Linked DNA regions of Mus musculus: region 2 is linked to region 1. Evidence: chromatin loops called from intact Hi-C (ENCODE). Cell type or tissue: heart. All regions are shown on one strand. Each heading gives the region's core, and the rest is flanking DNA. Links, peaks and the distances in the headings are about the cores only.

Evidence for each region. Hi-C counts contacts between places; a loop is a spot of excess contacts. Peaks named below come from ENCODE experiments on the same cell type or tissue, not always from the same donor. Only the 100,000 strongest peaks of a DNase experiment are listed, where the experiment ranks them.
Region 2: it touches region 1 in a loop (5-fold over the local background); 1 of 42 quality-filtered maps calls a loop at or near these places.

What each region holds. Positions count from the first base shown.
Region 1 is chr7:143,542,210-143,546,596 of GRCm38, forward strand. The region is part of intron 1 of Nap1l4 (nucleosome assembly protein 1-like 4); the gene reads right to left. Among named protein-coding and RNA genes, the nearest start is that of Nap1l4, 4.7 kb to the right of the region's middle. In heart, for the core only: a CTCF peak has its summit at 2,350 (motif pointing right); no DNase peak of the experiment used is centred there.
Region 2 is chr7:143,820,826-143,825,212 of GRCm38, forward strand. Nadsyn1 (NAD synthetase 1) reads right to left here and starts at 2,027. Exons shown (of 21, transcript NM_030221.2): 1 at 1,834-2,027; 2 at 347-407. The coding sequence starts at 1,918. It overlaps Dhcr7 (7-dehydrocholesterol reductase), which reads left to right and starts at 2,342. Exons shown (of 9, transcript NM_007856.2): 1 at 2,342-2,715. In heart, for the core only: no CTCF peak of the experiment used is centred there; a DNase peak (open chromatin) is centred at 2,146; H3K4me3 peaks cover 1,804 bases; H3K27ac peaks cover 1,651 bases.

The sequences.
Region 1 (4,387 bases), core at 281-4,280:
CTCAGCCTCCACATCCCCAGTACTAGGATGACAAGTATATGCCAGCATGCTAGGCTTATGCAGGGCTGGTATAAAATCCAGGGCTCCATGCATGCTACAAACTGAGCTAGATCCAAAACATTCTTACTGACACTAAAGTGACCAGACTTCACAGTAAGAAAACAGAATCCTAATCTGCCTTCTCTTTACAGTAAACCCGACAGATCCACACAGCAACTTCCTCAAACAATTCAAAAGCACATTGTTTGAACTGTCTCTCACATAGACAGAATAATGCTAATCTATCTTTTATGCCACCTACACTGTAAAAACACTACGAGACACTCAACACGACCACTCTGTAAGAATACTTGATCTCTAGCAGCCGACTTACTTCAAGAGAGTATGATGAATGAGAAAAAGACAACCATACAAAGCCCCTCACTCTTGCCAAGTGTACATAATGAGACCTTCTGAAAGCTATACTCCTGCTAGGAAAACAGGAGACAGGAAAAACAGTTCCAGCAAGAGTGATGGGCAACTGTCTCACAGTTAACTAGCTGAATTTTCTATTAGGTTTTCATTGTTTCAAAATAAAATATGTGCAGGTGGTTCATGCCTTTAATCCCAGGATTTGGTAGGCACAGGCAAGTGTCTACATATTGAGGTTCAGGCCAGCCAGGGATACACAGGAAATCCTGTCTCAAAACAAACTCAAAATGCACAAAAACATGTCACATGTCTTAGGTAGGGTTTCTATCACTACAATGAAACACCATGACCAAAAAGCAAGGGGAGGAAAGGGTTTATTCTGCTTACATGTCCACATTGCTGTTACCACCAAAGGAAGTCAGAACAGGGAACTCAAGCAGGGCAGGAACCTGGAGGCAGAAACTGATGCAGAGGCCATCATGGATGCTGCTTACTGGCTTGTTTCCCTTGGTTTGCTCAGCCTGCTTTCTTATAGAACTCAGGACCACCAGCTCACTTGTGATCCCACCTACATTGGGGTGGGCCCTCCCCGACTGATCACTAATTGAGAAAATGCCTTACAGCTGGATCTCATGGAGGCATTGCCTCAGCTGGGGCTCCTTCCTCTCTGATAACTCTTGTGTCAAAATGACACACAAAACCAGCCAGTACATATGACTAGTTTTTTAAAATTTAAGTAATGTATGAAAGCACAAAGAGTAAGACAACAACAGTACTGCACATGACCAAACCCAGAGCAACACAGCAGCTTCCCACACTCAGCTTCACCTTCAACGAACCTTCCTCACACCCTAGATCTTTGCAGTCCAAACTCACTGGCCACTGATGTACATTCCTACATCTACCCTACAAAGTGAACCATTCTCAATTCCAGAAAACACTTGCCCAGATGTCCAACAAGGCTTTTCTACCGTATACTTTTGTTTGAGGTCTCCATTGAACGCCTTAGTCAAATGTGGTTTGCCACCCCTTGCTATTCTTAACTTAGATGGCAAGATTTTCATGTAACATTTCTGGGTTACAAGAATGAGCAATAAACACTGAGCTGGTTACACACAAGCATTCCTTACACTTTGGCTCCACAGTTACAGTACCCCATTACCTACCTATGGCTAACAGCAGCTTCTCTGGACTGCATTCCCAGCCCATCACCCTTTCCCATTTGTACAGCAATCCTCAGTACATCAGTCTCACCACCAAAGACTGAGAAGCCACGCCCACTTGAAGCACTACAGTGGTACAGCAAGTCAGCCCATCTCTGATACATTCATATAGACTATCCTGCCCCGTGAGTCTATCCTCTGCACACTGAAACCAAGGCAAAGTGCCAGCACACGCTCCAGCACCATCCATTACTGTGTTTACCAAACACTGAAAGTCATAAAAGAGTTATGCAGGTGTCGAGAGAAACATCCATCTTGTTTTTAAGGTTAAAATGACAGGTTTAATACCGGTTTTATGACTCTATAGCACAAAGCCTTATTAGGCAAACTACTTTTAAAAGGCATCAAGAGTCAGACATAATGATGCACGCCTGTAATTACAGGACTTGGAAGGTATGGTTATGCTGAAGCTAGAGGCTAGCCTGGGCTACAAAAGAACCTGTCTTAAAACACAAAACATACAAAAACCCTAACGATCAAGTTAGATCATGACAGTCATCAGTGATACTACTAGAATACAGAACTTTAGGTTCATTTCCTCTTTTTGCTCCAAACAACAAAAAAACTTTCGGAAGGAAAACATTAAATTTTTATAGCAAATTTTAAACTGGCCACTTCTTAAAGATTAAAAAAACCAAATCAAACAAACAAACTTTTTATGCATATGAATGCCTGACTGCATGTGTAGCATATATGTGCAATACCCAAAGAGGCCAGAGGAGGGCACTAGATCCTCCTGCAACTGGAGTTATGGGTGGTTTTGAGCCACCACATAAGGTAATGAGAACCAAACCCATGTCCTCTGCAAGAGCAGCCAGTGCTCTTAACCATGAACACCTAAACTGCCACTCCCGAAAGACAAAGAAAGGCATAAACTGTGGAGTGGCATCACACTTCACAAAACCCACACTTTTATATATTATCTGTCTTCATAAAAGCCAAAGGTCTTCAAAGCCTTAACACAAGATAAGCACATGATTACTATAACCTAAACTGGCCTGGAGAGATGGGTCAGTGAATAAAGGTGCTTGCCACTAAGCCCGATAATGTGAGTTTGATTACTGAGTCCCATATGGAAGGAAAGAACAGACACCCATAATTATCCTCTGACTTCTACTCCCAGCACATATGCAAGTATGTGCACGGATATAAAGGATCTAAAACACAGTAACTTGGTTCAGTCTGAAAGATGGCAGGCTGACCCAGCGAAGCTGGGGACGTGTAACCAGGTCCTACAGGAGTACTGACTTACAACTTAGGATCATGTCAAAGGGACAAAGGAATGACATGTTTTAAGAAGGAATCAGGAAAGGCCTCCCCACCCCCACTCCCCGGGGAGGTTGTTTATGCTATACACATGGAGGTCAGAAGACAATTTTCAGGAGTCTGTTCTCTCCTTTTAACCATGTGAAGCCAGCAGCAGACATCTTTGCCAGCTGAGCCATCTTGTTAGCCTGTAATATTTTTAAGCAATCAGATATACATTAGATTGGTCACTGAAGGTGCTAGGTGGTGCTTTTCTGCTTGCTTTTGAAACTTCTCATTAGTGAGGCCAAGGACCAAAGAAGAAAAACTTCCAGGAGGGCAGAGCATGTCCACTGACTCAATGCAGAGTTCAGGGCTTAGCAAAGGACTTGGCATGAAACAGGTAGCCAGATATCTTGTCTCAGTTAATCCCTGCATGTAAGAACCACGGTACTGAACTCCCTTTGAACATCTTGGCCTATCCTAAGCAATTTTGGAAGACACAAGATGAGGACATTTCCTTAGTCACATCTGCTTACAACATGTACTGAAACACCTCCAGCAGAAAACAGCAGGTCATCTCACCAGAGATTTCTAGAAGCCAAACCACCAGGCTTCAGGAAGAAAGGACAAAATGATTTTTTTTTTCTTCCCTCAAGCAAAATGCTCCTCTGGCAGACGAAGTACCTCGGCAGCATTTGGAAAAGTTATGAAAATATGAACAAGCAGATATTAGGACAATTTTCTTAATTCAGCACTGGCTATCTCTTCTTGTTGCTAAGAGGCATTTTCTTCCCCCATATTTGAAATTACAAACTACCTTCCAAGACTCCAGTGTCTCAAAAGTATCCTCCCACATCTGACTCTCACCTGCTCCCGCTGCAGGAAGGGCAAGGCCATTCACTATTTGCTTTACACTGGAGACCCTAGGCTGGAGATCTTGCATGAATAATACACGTTACTCTGAAGCAACTGAATGTGACTTAAATCATAAATATAATAATTATCTTTTTGTACATAAAGCTCAGAGCTAATCTTACCTCACTAGACTGAGTCTCCTGGACACAGGATGGAAGCACATTGTTACAACAGCTGACAGAACACAGAAAAAAGGAATTTAAGGCTGTACAGCAAGCAGCTAGAATCAAAAGGTAAAGTTCACAAAGCCAGCTTCTGTAGTTTTCACACTATAAAAATACCACATGCCTCCTGTTACTGTCAAATTCAATAGCAGAGCAAAGTAAAGCAGATGAGCTTCCTCTCAGGAGACAGGAGACCTGACTGCTAGATGAAAACAAATCTATGCTACCATCAACTGTCTTCAAAATGCCTAAAAATCCATTCCAAGACTCTGCTATTTACCCATTTTTACCCACCAAAACAGGCTTACTGATCTATGATTAATAACAGGTCCCAAGTGTAGTCTACGAAGCCTCCATACTACCACTATCAGGTAGTCCCTAGCAAAGGCTGAGGGTAGAAGGAAGTCCCTGCTATTTCCCTAGTAC
Region 2 (4,387 bases), core at 111-4,110, 280 kb after region 1:
ATAATAAGATACCACTCACAGTGATTTAATACCGCCCCCCCCCCAAGTCTGCCTCTAAACACCATCACCCTGGGATGGAAGAATGTTGGCGGGACATTGAAACCTCAGCATCAGGGAAGGTGAGGCAGGTTGGCTTTATGTTCAACCTCACTCCCCTATTGAACCATGAGGAAGCCTGAAGTTATCCAGCTTCCCCAACCCGCCCGGAACAAGGCCCACTCTCAAGCTGCTGCCATCCTAAATGCATCTTCTTGCTCTCAGTTCTGCCCCATTTCTTCCCATCTTTTGTTCCACTACCTGCCCTCCAAAGGGTGGGGGTTGGGGCTGCCGGTGTGCTTAGCCATACCATATTTCTAGTTCTGGTCCAAGCCTGTATCTTGCACCTTTGCCTTTGGCAATTTGAATACCTATATGGAGAGAGAGGGAGGGAGAAGGATTCAGCAGCTAGGATACATTAAAAGGTAGAAAAAGCAGGCTGCTGTGGTAGATACAGCCAAAGCCAGGCTCCAACCAACTACAGCCCTTTCTGTTAATAGCAGAGGACAACAGGCACCTATACCCACGTGTAGGTATTCAGAAACAGGGAGGGTAGGGTGACCTTAGTACTAGGAGGGTAAGCCACACCTTAATGGATAATCATTAAGCAGACACCCAAATTGGCTATAAGGAAAAGCTGTAGACAGGATGTGAAGGCTTCCATCCCTAGGTTGGTGTCAGCATCCAGCACCCAGGTTGAGAGCTGCTGCCAACATGCAGGCAAGGCAGCCCATCTTCACCGCAAAGACATAGACTCTGACCACAAAATCAGGTCAAAAATTACTTTAAAAAATAAAAACGCCTGGGCTAGCCAGATGTCTCCGTAGGTAAAGTCACTCGTTGGTAAGCCTGACAAGTCTGAGTTCACTTAGACCAGTGGTTCTCAACCATCCTAATACCATGGCCCTTCAATACAGCTCCTCATGTTGTGGTGACCGTCTGCCCCCTCCCCCAACTAATTTTGCTGTTATAAACCATAATGTAAATATCTGAGAGGCTCGATATCTGATATTTGACCCTTGCCCAAGAGTCATTTGGCCCTCACAGGGGTTGTGGCTCACAGGTTGAGAACTGCTCACTCAGACCCACAAGGTGGAAGAGGACAGCTGACTCCTGCAGGTTGTCCTCTGACCTCCACATGCACATTATGGCGTGCATATGTACATGAAATAAATAATACATTTGGGTTTTTCTTGTTGTTTTGCTTGTTTCTTGTTTTTCCTATTTAGCCTTCCTGCAGAGGCTTCCAGCACGGATAACCTGAGGTGAGCAGTCTGCAGCTGGGCACAGAGTATCCCCAGTTCTATCTTCTGGGGGCAATGATGAGCTGACCTGAATGTCAACAATACAGGTATATGGAACGCCAACACCCTTCTCTGACCTGAGACCTCTTCTGGCTTCAGTATGCCTTCTCCCAATGCCAATCCATGAGGAATGTCCTCAGGAGCCCTAGAACACGGATCTCTAGTCTTTGCAAACGCCTAGATCTCAATGAAACAGTTCCAAGAATGCGCAGCCCTGCCCCAGGTAACCTTAGAGAGACCCACCAGATCCTAGAGGATGGATGAGGGCAGTGTCTGCCTGGCTGGCAGGGCACTCCTATTTCCACTCTTGCCTTGCTTCCTCACATGTCCCCCAAATTAGGAAGTCGCCCTGAAAGCTCACCAAGCATTACCCTTCTATCTGTTCCCACGCCCAGCGCTGTGAGTCTCTCCTGGGCAAAGCTGGCCTGGACTGCCATGTCCTACCCATTGTGGACTTTGACTTCTTCCTGTCTCCCGCCACCCCAAAACTCACTCTTTAAAATCCTCTGGAAATTGCCCTCAAAGTCCAGGGCCCACTGATTGAGTGCACAGGTGGCCACGGTCACTTTCCGGCCCATGCTGGTTACAGGTTCCAGGCTGGGACGGTGTAATAACGGAGACCACAGGGAAGATACTAGCCGGACTGTCCGGTCTACGCCTGCGTAGCTTGGTTTCCTAGAGGCCCCTCCCCACGGCTCGCCATAGCCCCGCCCCTCTGCCGTCATAGCCCAGCTTCTGCACCGCCTCCAGAACTGCGCCGGCGCAGACCGTGTCTTACCCGGAAGCCCCGTCCTTTCGCCCTCCACAGCCACACCCCTTCTCACTTTCGCAGTGCGCGCCCTTCCGTGAGACCCCGCCCCCGCGGAGATCCTGCACAAAGCGCACCCTTTAAAGTAGGGCCCTAAGGAGCGCCTGCGCAGTAAGGTTGTCTCAGCGTCCCGCTGTTGCCCAAGGTCAGAGCGTCCTGGATCATTTCCTTTGCCATCTGAGCGACTTTTGATAGGTCATGAAAGGCTTGTTTTCTGCCACCAAAAGTAATGTCAGGTTTGCTTTCTGTCGCTGTGATGAACACGTGGCAAAAAGCAGCTGGGGAGGAAAAGGGCTCACTTCACCTTATAGCTCATAGTCTGTAATGAAGGGAAGTTGAGGCAGGAACTGAAGCAGAGACCAAAGAGGACTTCTGCCCACTGGCTTGCTTGAAGGCTTACTCAGCCTGTTTTTTTTTTTTTTTTGCACCACTGAGGACCACCAGCCAGGGGTAGCGCCACCCACAGTGGGCCAAGGCCGTCACATCAATCATCGGTTATGAAAATGCTCCACAGACAAGCACAGGCCAGTCTGATGGAAGGGATCTCTCAAAGTTTCCACTTCGCAGGTGTGTTCAGTTAATTTGTGTCAATTTTGTCAGTAGGAGCTCACAGAGAGCTCACAGAGGGAATGGGTGTGTCCTGCTTCTTTGGCTCACAGCAGTCTGGATTCCCTGTGCATCAACCTGAGCCCTTTCTCATTCCTGTCCCTTTTGCGTTTGGGTAACACCAATCAAAGTAGATACAACTTTTTTTTTCCATTTTTTATTAGGTATTTAGCTCATTTACATTTCCAATGCTATACCAAAAGTCCCCCATACCCACCCACCCCCAATCCCCTACCCACCCACTCCCCCTTTTTGGCCCTGGCGTTCCCCTGTACTGGGGCATATAAAGCTTGCGTGTCCAATGGGCCTCTCTTTCCAGTGATGGCCGACTAGGCCATCTTTTGATACATATGCAGCTAGAGTCAAGAGCTCCGGGGTACTGGTTAGTTCATAATGTTGTTCCGCCTATAGGGTTGCAGATCCCTTTAGCTCCTTGGCTACTTTCTCTAGCTCCTCCATTGGGAGCCCTGTGATCCATCCATTAGCTGACTGTGAGCATCCACTTCTGTGTTTGCTAGGCCCCGGCATAGTCTCACAAGAGACAGCTACATCTGGGTCCTTTCGATAAAATCTTGCTAGTGTATTGTAGTGGCTATTCCTGGTTGTCAACTTGACAATATTTGGAATGAACTACAATTCGGAATTGGAAGGCTCACCAGTGACCCTTATCTGGAGGCTTGGAGATCCTTATCTGGATCTTGGTTTGAAGATCTTGAGCCATAGTGGCTATGGATTCCAGAAGATTTAATCTCCGAGTTAAGGAACACACCTTTAATCTGGGCTATGCCTTTCATTTGGGATTAAAGGTGTGGTGGAACACACCTTTAATCTGGGCTACACCTTTTGCTGGAGACAATATAAGGACATTGGAAGAAGGGAGTCTAGCTCTTGCTCTTGCTCCTTTGCCTGCTTGCTGCGTGAGACTGAGTAACTGCTAGATCCTTGGACTTCCATTCACAGCTGCGACTGAACAATTGTTGGGAATTCGGCTGCCGACTGTAAGTCATCAATAAATTCCTTTACTATTTAGAGATTATCCATAAGTTCTGTGACTCTAGAGAACCCTGACTAATACATGTATGCAATGGTGTCAGCCACTATGTTCATAGCAGCCTTATTTATAATAGCCAGAAGCTGGAAAGAACCCAGATGCCCCTCAACAGAGGAATGGATACAGAAAATGTGGTACATCTACACAATGGAGTACTACTCAGCTATTAAAAAGAATGAATTTATGAAATTTCTAGCCAAATGGATGGACCTGGAGGGCATCATCCTGAGTGAGGTAACACATTCACAAAGGAACTCACACAATATGTACTCACTGATAAGTGGATATTAGCCCAAAACCTAGGATACCCAAGATATAAGATACAATTTCCTAAACACATGAAACTCAAGAAAAATGAAGACTGAAGTGTGGACACTATGCCCCTCCTTAGAAGTGGGAACAAAACACCCTTGGAAGGAGTTACAGAGACAAAGTTTGGAGCTGAGATGAAAGGATGGTCCATGTAGAGACTTCCATATCTAGATACAACTTCTTTAGGTCTAGTTCCTCCTCAGCCATTTTTCCTCAGGCCCAGGGATTCAGGCCTCACTTCCTCCCTCAGAGGAAAGCCAATCTAGACCC